Linked DNA regions of Mus musculus: region 1 is linked to region 2. A link is a loop called in an ENCODE intact Hi-C map of the cell type or tissue named here. Cell type or tissue: heart. All regions are shown on one strand.

Region 1 (5,000 bases), 280 kb before region 2:
GTCGGATGCGGGTTCGATGGAGATCACGGCCTGGGGAAAGGGGCTTGGAGGAGCAAGGGGGACACGGCCCCAATTCCAGGCTGAGGGGGAGGGGACTTGCATCAGAGATTGGAAAGGGAAGGCGGGACTCTGGGCAGATATGGGGGAAGGGGCACTCGGGGCAGAAATAGAGGGGAAGCATGGTCGCCGTGCAGGCGCGGGGGAGGGCACTAGCAGACACAGTTGGGGACCGAAACGACTCCGGGCAGAGTGGAGGAGAGGTCCAGAGTCCCGCGGCCAGACTAGGAGGGGAGATGGGGGAGGGGGGAGGACAGTCGAGCTGCAGGTTGGAGAGGGGGTTCAAATCAAGACCGGGGGCGCACTGCTGGGATCTTGGCCGAGACAGGGCAAGACTCGCGACAGCGGTGTGGCAGTCTGGGTCAAGATTCTAAAGGTGGGGGACTTTGACACAGACGGCAAGGGGTCGGTCCAGGCTGGGGGAGGGGGTAGCAAAGGGGTTCGCGGGAGACTAAGGGGGCTTCGGCCCGGGCCTCGGGAGTCCCTCTTAAGACGGGGGTTGGGTGAGCGCTGGACAGACTCTGTTCTGGCCGGAGGAGAATTAAGCAAGACCGGCTCACGGAGCACCCTGAGTGCGGGCACTCGGGACTGCGCGCGAGGGTTCAGTGCGGGGCCGGCCGGGGTCTGGGGCCGAGCACTCACCTGGGCGCCGTCAGCAGCAGGAGCGGGGGCCGGCGCTAGTGGAGGCGGCCGCGGGGCGCAAGTTTGCCATCCCTAAGGCGGGGGCCGGGCTGGGCGCAGGGCAGCTCGCCGCAGCCGCGCCGAGGCCCGAGGCTCCCGCTCCGCCGAGCGGCGGGTGCAGAGCAAGCACCGCGGAGCTGCACGGGGCGGGCGGGCGGGCGCCGGGCCGGGCGCGGGCTCCTGCCGCCGCCGCCGCCTCCTCGCCGCGCCGCCCCCCGCTCCCCGCCCCGAGCACCGCCCGCGCCGCGCGCCGCCTCCTATTCGCGGGTGGCGGCCGCAGCCCCAGCCTCTGATCGCCGGTGCCGCATCCTCCTCTCTGCCTCCCAGCGCCGCCGCTGCCACCGAACCGGATTCCTCCGGCCGCTCCGGCCGCTGCCCGCAGCGCGCGCCGGGCCGAGTGACGGCCGAGGCGGGACGCGGCGCCTGCGCGGGCCGGGCCCGGGAGGGGGCGCGCGCCGGGCCGGGCGCGAGGAGCCGCGGGAGAAGGGGCGGGGGGGCGGGGGCGACGCGCGCCGCCTCCTGTTAAAGGGGGAGCAGCGCCAGCCGAGCCAAGCGCGCCCTCCCCCTCCCCACCCTGGGCCCCAGGCGCCGGCGCGGGAGAAGCCCAGGGTAAGCCCCCACCCTGCCTGTGACCGCCTGGACTGCAGAGTGAGCCTCCCGGTGATACCCCTCCAGCGAAACCCCAGACTAGTGGCGTCTAGCGCAGCCAGGGTCTCCCGAGCTGTGGAGGCTAAAGCGTTTTCTCCCCCCTCCCCATTATGCAGTGCATATTGCATTGCGTGTCCCTGTGCATGCAGGTGACACTCGGTGCACTGAACTTTATATATGCATACAGGTGCCCTGCGTGTGCACTGCAATATTGCCTGGCTGGGTGCATGCAAATGCTGCACATATGCATTGACATGCGCTCAGGTCCTGAATGCATGCTGCTTTTTCCATGTGCCTTAAGAATTATATGTAGAAGCTCACAGGTGCCACATGTGTGTAGCATGCTATGGGTATAGAAGCAACACACATACCCCCGCAGCGTGGCATGTTTACTGCATATTCTGGTGTTCATCGCTGTGATATTGTATGTCCCTAGGCACGGGGATGCTACACGTGTGCAGTATGTTACATGTTTTCCCAAGTCTCTTCTCCCACAAGTGCCTTTCTCTGTGCCAGGGGCGCCCCCATGTTGCATCTGTTTGTGTAGAAGCCACAGAGATGCACAGACCCACCCCATCCTGGCACTGTGCCGAGGAACAGTTGGGTGGAGCCTAAGCCCACACGGCTCAGGCGGTACCCGGAGAGATGTCCATGGCTCAGGGCTCTGGTCAGGCTGTTTGTGGCCTGGGCATGTTGCCATCAGGAAGGTGGGCCGACTGGGGACACACCACAGCAGCCAAAACAAGTAGGTTAATCCGATGACTCTGGGCAGAGAAGCCAGCAGGGGGCAGCTTTGCAACGAGGGTGGAATGACTTTGGGACATACTTGGGAAGGTTCACACACGTGGAGGGACCAGTCCTGTAAGGACAAGGTGGTCCACGGCCCATTCATTGCTAACTTCCCCTCCCCCGCCCCCACCATAACTCGACTTTTGTCGCCTACAGGCTGTGGCAAGATGAGAAAAGCCCACCTCTTCCCAGAGGAGTTACCAAAAAGAGGCAGAGAACTTCTCCTGTCTCTTCCCTCTGTCCCTCCCCCCTAAAGCTGTCCTGGTGACATTTGTTGTGAGTGATTGGGAGAGATTATCGACTTTAATGGAAGGAGGTAATAAGGGACGATGAAGGAAGCTCACCTGTCACCTTAAGGGAATTTATGAAGCTGTGTGAAACAGGGAGGCGGTCTGGGCTTACACCTCCCCTTTTCCTGTGGGAGCCCTGAGAAGGCCAATGCCTTGGGCCTCGCACTGGCAGGCAGAGCTCCTGGATTCTTGATAAGCATCTTCAAACATACCCTGGCATAGTTAGAAGGCTCAACTACCAGTGTGAGAGTTGAGCCAGGCAGGCTTTGCCATCTGCAAGGCAATGACAGCCACCAGACGCAGTGGGAAATCCTGGGCTCCTTCTTTTCTTGCCTACTGTGAGAAGCAACAGAGTTGCGGAGTTGGGAGCTTTGAGGAGGTAGACAAAAGTGGGAAACGTGATTAGGACATGGACTGCTCTCACAAGGATGCAAAGACCAATCTCTGGAAGTCCCTGCAACATTTGCTCTCCAGAGCTCTAGCCCCTTCCTCTCCCTATAGGGAGCCTGCCTCCCTCTTTATGAATATTCATGATCATTTGCATGCTAGAGACCTAGCACCAAGAGAAAGGCAGGCAGGTCTCTTACAGATGTGATGCAGCTGGATCTCTAAAGCCACCCTCTTCCTTGGCTCTCAGAGATCCAGCTGGGTAAGGGGTGACGGGAGGGGCCGCCTCCGGGAGACAGGGAAGTTATTTATCTGTTTCTCTTAGTCCTGACTTCTTGACTTCCCGCCCTATGGAAATGGTGGGTGTTGAGGGACTCACCGGGCAGCCTTGGAAGGAGAAGCTAGGTAAACTGGGTAGAGGCAGCAGGAGTTGTCAGGGGTTGTACAGCTGTCTGGACTAGGACAGATGTTGGGAAGCCCCCCCCCATATGAGGGCTTCCCCCACCTGCTTTCCCAGGAGCCCCTGCCCTTCCAGACTCACTCTGGTGATAATGCCACCCGCCTGCCTGCCTGCCTGCTTGCTTGCCCGCCCAGGAGGACTTGGAGTAATTACAAATTGTTTCCATATTCAAATCCAGCTGGTTGAAGAGAAATTACTTCTCTGAACAGCCCAGGCGGGGGTGAGAAAAATGCATCTTAGCCCCAGGAGGGACCCCCACCCCCCTCCAGGGAGCCTGAGGCTGAGATAACCTGGGAAGAGACACCATCCACAGCTCAATCACAGAAGGCTTGAACAGAGTAAAGGGCCAACCCCTGCATCCTTACACTCTGGGCAAAGGACAGTGACCTCAGCTCTGTGTCCCATGAGAGTCTGCTCTGGAACCTCTGAGATGAAGGGGACCCAATGCATACATATAGGCAGTAAGGGGCCACCTACTCTGACCTACTGTTGTGCTGGGTGACCTTGAGAAAATGCCTTCTGTTTCCTGGGCCTCTGCTTCCTCCTGTACGGAATGATACAAAAGCATAAGCAGGCTCAGCCCGGAGTCCGGGAAGGTCCAAGGTATGGATCAGCAAGTGCTAGGCCCTGAGGAGGGGCCTTTTACAATAATGATCTTATTTGCAACTAATTAATATTTTTTGTTAAGAATAACTACCACCAATATCCCAGCTGGGAGGCAGCACACCGTCAAAGACAGGGCCAGCGGGGCAGCTCATGAGAGAATGAGGGTCAAGCAAGGGAGCTTCCTGGCCTCACCCGCCTGGCCCCAGCCTCGCCTCCCGCTGGGCCAGAGCTGCTATGCTTCGTTGCCCTTTAAACAGATGAGAAAATGTTCTTCTTCCCTTCCCAATGATTTATTTGGCCCAGAGCCTAGGCAGGTTTCCTTTCAGCCGATGAGACCCGGCGTGCCCCCTACTCAGCTCCTGCTCGCCTGCCACTGCCAGGCAGCCGGGCATTCCAGGGCACCAAAGTCTTTTCAATCCCACAACCACCTGGGACACCAAAAGGAGCTCACATCATGTTCCCCAAAATACCCAAATCCATTCAATAATCTCCATAGCAAGGTCTTCCTCAGTGCTCCCATGCATGGCACCCTCATGCTGGGGGGAGGGGGTCATAGGTCCGGGAGGGCTCTGCTGTAAAAGGCTCCTGCAGGAAGTCCTGGTGTCTAAACGGGTTGAGAGGCCTTGGGTAATCTGGGTTGGGTGTTTTCCATGTTCTTGGAGTTGGGGAGAAAGGGGGGGATTAGATATCCCCTCACCAAATCCTCCCAGAGGATCGAATCCTGGTTCTGTGCAGTCCGTTTGAGCAGTGTGCGCCTTCTCTGGTCCCAATTGTAGAGAAGTCCGTTAGGGTGCTGGGCAGTCATCATGCTTGCTTCACACTAGACAGTGCACGTGAGTGATTGAGAGCCTGGTACCAAGAAGGCTTCTTTTTAAAGTAGTCATCCAACAGGTATGTTTGGAGTGTCTGCTCTCTTCTAGGCACTGGGACTCAGTCTATCGGCAAGTTCATGGCTTCCTCTACCCACCCCCCAAAAGTATCCCCAGCGCACCTACTCTTCACAGCATCTCTGCCACTAACGAAGTCCAAGTGTGCAGACTCTCGGACCTCACCTCTGCCTTCCCACTCCTACCTCTCTGACG
Region 2 (5,000 bases):
TGGAAGGTACAAAGCCTGACCAGATGAAAGCTGAGAAACCCCCATAGCTTCCAGTTCCTTAATTTTCCACTTTGTGTCTTTGCAGCTGTCAACAGAGCCTGGATCCCAGGAGCGACCTGCTGTATAGAGGCTGGCCTGGGCCATAGAAACCCAGGAGAGGAGTCAACAGTTGTGTTTCACCCCACCTCTTGATCTGATTTTCTCACAGAAAGCCAGGCAGGATCTGCTACTTAGGAGTCTTTAGTCCCACATGGAGTCCTCAGAGCTTCAGGGGCTCAGTGCTAACCGTTCAACCTACTCAAGGCATTTTAGTAGGAGGGGCTGGGGCTTAACGTGGTGTTTGATCACTTCACTTGCACTTGTAGAGGACCTGGGTTCACTTTATCTTACAATAAATGAATGAATAAATAAATAAACAAATAAATGGCTTTAAAGAGTTGAAAGGCAGCAGACATCGTAGCGCACACCATTAATCCCCGCACTCAGGAGGCAGAGACAGATGGAGTTCAAAGCCAGCCTGATCTACATTGCAAGTTCTAGGACAGCCAGGTCTACACAAACCTGTCTTGAAACACCAAAGACCAGGGACTAAATCCCTGGTGTGGCTCTCCAGGTCAGAACACTCAGCTCCTGTGCTATTCCCGGTCTCTTGTTTCTGCTTAGTTTCCCATAGAATGTTCTGGAACATACTACTATATATGCCCCCCACTGTCACACCTTTATTGGAACCTATAGCCTGGGTGCCCTTGGACATTCCAGAGGACTCCCAGAAAAGAAGGTCACCCTCTGTAATCTGTGAAGGAAAGTTGAGAATCATTTACTTTAGGTAAGGCATTTTAAACTCTGAGCCTGTGTTCGTCTTTGTTAGCACTTGTCCACAAGTTCTTGAAGGGTGGGGCTGTTCTGCATCCCCTCTGTACTAAAGTTTTCAAGTATCTGCCTCTGCATGAAGCGTTCAATAAAGGCTTGGTCAAGCGATGAACGGTGACTAGTTCTACCTACTAGCTTCTGGGCCAGTGGTCTAGCCTCAGCCTTTCTCTTCGGAGATTGTAAGTCATGTATAACCTCCAGGTCCAGGATAGCTGCTTGAGGGTCACAGCCGGTTACAGGGAAGCTCAGAGTTGAAGTCAAACATCTTGGCTTCAATTCCAGTTCATTCCTTTGGTGTTTATTCCATAAGCGATTTCTCTCCCACTGAAGGGGAACCCGAGAAACGTTTTAAATCTGAAGAGCTGGGCAGAGTACAGCCCCAACATTCTTCCTTTCTTTCAGGCTTATTTTTAGAAATTCTGTCACAGCATCCACCTCCGTTACTGCTTAGCATCCTAGGGATCTTTCTCTTGAGAGGTCTGACTTAGGGTATTTGGCTAACCCACCCAGCTGCCCTGCTTGTCAGTCACCTGCAAGCTGAGAAGGATGACGTCAGCTTTCCCCAAGCCTCTGGACTGCTCTGAGACATAAATATTTTAAAAGGGCCTTTCTCTCACCGTTGCCAGGGTGATGGACTCTCAGGGGACGAGTGGGAGTGTGGAGGCAGGACGGGCTCTGGAAGGGTGGGTGTGAGGCCTGGCCGCCAGCCAGGACTAAGCTCGGGAGGGGAGGCTGGAGCTGTGCCTTGCGTGCCTCTCCTTCGTTGAGCCCTTAGCTGTTAGGATGCTTCCAGGCCCGTCTCTGGGCTCAGATGCCGTTTGGTTTTTGGTAAGTTGACGTTTTCTGGGCCTTGGTTTTAACATCTCTTGGTGTTGGAGGAATCTCGTCTTAGTGCAGGTAAGTGGAAAATAAAGAACGTGAAAGTATTCTGTGTTTGTAATGCTGTGCTTCCTTTGCTAGTAAATCCTGGTTAGAGAAACTAGATCCTGTTGCTGCTTTCTGAGGACCCAGCCTCCCTGTAGTCCAGTCTGGCGTCAAACTTCTGCTTTCTGAATTCTGGAACTGCAGGCATACACTACCGCCACTGTCCTCTGTTGGACTCCTAGTGCCACATGGATGCTGCTCCCACATAACGATATTCTCGCCTTCACTTCAGCACACGTACGGTGATGTTACATTGAGATAGTGTCCCACTTTAGTTCAGACTGGCCTTGAATCCTGGCTCAGGTTCCAGCTCTTACTAATAATTTTTATTATTTTAAGATAACATCTCCCTTTCTGCCCTGGCCTGGCCTAGCCTGGATCTCATACACAGAAATCCCCCTGCCTCTACCTCTCAAGTGTGGGAGTCGGGTGTGCACCACGGTGGCTGCCCCAAGCACCTAGCTAGACTATGTGGATAGCACCAGGGATTCTAGTTGGGTAATAATTTAGAGTCAGAGTTCATGGGTGTTAGGGCCTAAGACACACAGACACGAGTTTAGACTGTACACCTGCCTGGTCATCTTGCTTTGTCTTACGCCACACGCCCCAATCTTAGCACGTATCTGAAAAGGAAACTGGTTTCGCGTCCCTGTTGCTTTGGGAACTCCTGTTTCTTTGTATGTGGCTCCCTCTGGCGGGTGTTGATGGTAAGGAAGTAAGATCAGATATAAGACTGACATACCACTCTGAGAGAATGAAGTGGGGCAACTCTCCCAACTCCTAATGACAGCCACCGGAATTGTCATACACTGTGTCTCTGCAATCTACCCACAATCTAGTCCCCACAATAATGAATAGGAATTAATTCTAATTCTCAGACAGATTTGAAGACCTGGAATCAAATTCTTTGCAGCATTTAGGATCCTCAAATGATCTTACCATCTTACCAATCTGTTTTTCTAGCTTCAATTATTGTCTTGGTTTTATTTACCATTAATACAAAATGCCCCAACAAAAGCAGGTCGGGGAATGAGTTTATTTTATCTCACAGTCCAATTGTAGACCATATGATAATCAAGGCAGCGGTAACTTGAAGCTGCTAGTCACATCCACCGTCAGGAGCAGAGAGGACAGATGCGTAACACTCATTTTCTCCTCAGTCCAGGACCCAAACCTCGGCGTGATTAAATGAGTCCTCCCTCTTTGTTGACATAATTAAGATAGTATAGGCCAACCGGATCAAGAAAATGCCTCTTTGAAATTCTTCCCCAGCTATTCCAGGTTGTGTGTCCGGTTCACAAAACTAATCTCAAATATGCTCAAGCCGACCAGACTCTTCTGGAGGAAATGCTAACTTGAAGCATTGTGCTGCCGGGTGGTTGTTGGCACACGCCTTTAATCCCAGCACTTGGGAGGCAGAGGCAGGGGGATTTCTGAGTTTGACGCCAGCCTGGTCTACAAAGTGAGTTCCAGGATAGCCAGGGCTACAGAGAAACCCTGTTTGGGGGGGGGGGAGGAAGCATTGTGCTGTGTCCTGCCCCTTCAGACTACAGGCCTGTCAAAACAACATGGGACCTCAAACTGGCTAGATGGCTCAGTGGTTAAGAGCACTGACTGTTCTTCCAGAGGTCCTGAGTTCAAATCCCAGCAACCACATGGTGGCTCACAACCATCTATAGTGAGATACGATGCCCTCTTCTGGTATGTCTGAAGACAGCTACAGTGTACTTACATATAATAAATAAAACTAGATTATTAAAAAAAAGAAAAACAAAAAATCATGAGGCCTTTGCTTAGTTTAGCTCAGTGTTCAGGCTGGCCATTGCGGCAGAAACTTTTAATCCCAGCAGAGGCTAGATTTCTGAGGTTGGAGGCCAGCCAGGACTAATGAGTGAAACCCAATCTCAAAAAGCTTCCCAGTGGCTTGCTTTGTTATTATCTCTGTAAAACATAAAATGTGAAGTTTGACAAGAACATAGGTATGAGGGCTGATGTATGGAAGGGCTAACCACACAAAGAATGAAAGTGACCCAAGAGATTAGAACAAGAACACCCTTGAATGGTCTTATATTAATCATCTAAAATGTCTTTGGGAGACCAAATCACTTGGCAGCTGGGGTGGCTGCAGGTGACATTTCTTCAAAGCCTTTGCTTTCATCAGCCATCACAAGGAAATCTCAAGATTTCTTTCTTGATAGCTGTAGTGTATATACTATGAAAACATCTCATTTTACCTCACTTAGATCACTAATTCCCCCTCCCCTCGAGCCAGCCACTTGTCTGGAGTTGCAGGGCTGTTGGAGTGCTTTGACTTCTCAATCATTTGCCCACTGGAACTTCAAGAAGACTCAGCCACAAATGGACTGAGGGAGGCAGATTTCCCAGGGGAGAATCATCTTTCTTATTGGAAACAATGGATGTCCAGCAAGCGGTCATAACAAAGCCGGTTGGACCCATGGGTGCCCTTGCTGTCTTACACTGAGTTGTAGGTATGCCAAGTCAATTCAGTAAATATTTCCTGGGAATTCGCTATGTACGATGTTCGTATTTTTTACACTGTAGATTCATAAACATTACCAACTCCACAGGCAGTTACCAGATTCAAGAGATGTTTCATCCCGTATGGTACAAACACACTTTACAAACCAACAAAAGACCATGCTAGAGATTAATCCCAGGGCCTTCCAACAGACACTGGACCATTCAACAAAACTTACTCATCTCAGAAACCAGGTCTGACCCCTCCTAGGAAGTTGTTTTCATACTATCCTCTGCCTACTGCTAAAAGGGATCGTTCAAAACATCCTGTTTCTTCATTCAGGTGTAGCAATTTGTTATCTCTGTCCCCAGGATATAGCAGTAACTGAAAATATGGCTAGGTGTCACCCACATTCCCGCAGATGGCCCGGCTTTGGTGTATGTTTGGCGCTCACAGAGACTGGAGGAGAGCATCAAATCCCCTATACTGGATGCACAGACCCTTGTGACCTGCTGTGTATGGGTGTTGGGAATTGGGTTTGGGTCCTCTAGACTCTGCTAAGTTGTGCTAACCAGTGAGCCATCTCTCTGGCAATTTTCTGTGTTACTGTGTGTGTGAGGTGAGGTGCCAGTGCCCTCTGAGACCAGCGACAGGATCTCCTCCTGTATCCTAGTTAGGTTTCTATTGCTATGATAAACACCAGGACCAGCCAGGCATGGTGGCACAC

Evidence for each region. Peaks named below come from ENCODE experiments on the same cell type or tissue, not always from the same donor. Only the 100,000 strongest peaks of a DNase experiment are listed, where the experiment ranks them.
Region 1: a loop joins it to region 2, with 3 times the contacts of the local background. A loop is called at or near these places in 6 of 42 quality-filtered maps.

The regions. Positions count from the first base shown.
Region 1 is chr4:129,981,007-129,986,006 of GRCm38, reverse strand. It overlaps Adgrb2 (adhesion G protein-coupled receptor B2), which reads right to left and starts at 1,137. Exons shown (of 30, transcript NM_001290715.2): 1 at 700-1,137. In heart, a CTCF peak has its summit at 2,161 (motif pointing right); DNase peaks (open chromatin) are centred at 1,042 and 2,086; H3K4me3 peaks cover 2,269 bases; H3K27ac peaks cover 1,542 bases; H3K27me3 peaks cover 4,011 bases.
Region 2 is chr4:129,699,146-129,704,145 of GRCm38, reverse strand. It overlaps a transcript of Tmem39b not described here and a transcript of Khdrbs1 not described here. Among named protein-coding and RNA genes, the nearest start is that of Tmem39b, 4.8 kb to the right of the region's middle. In heart, CTCF peaks have their summits at 2,489 (motif pointing left) and 3,492 (motif pointing left); DNase peaks (open chromatin) are centred at 1,505 and 2,445; H3K27ac peaks cover 1,368 bases.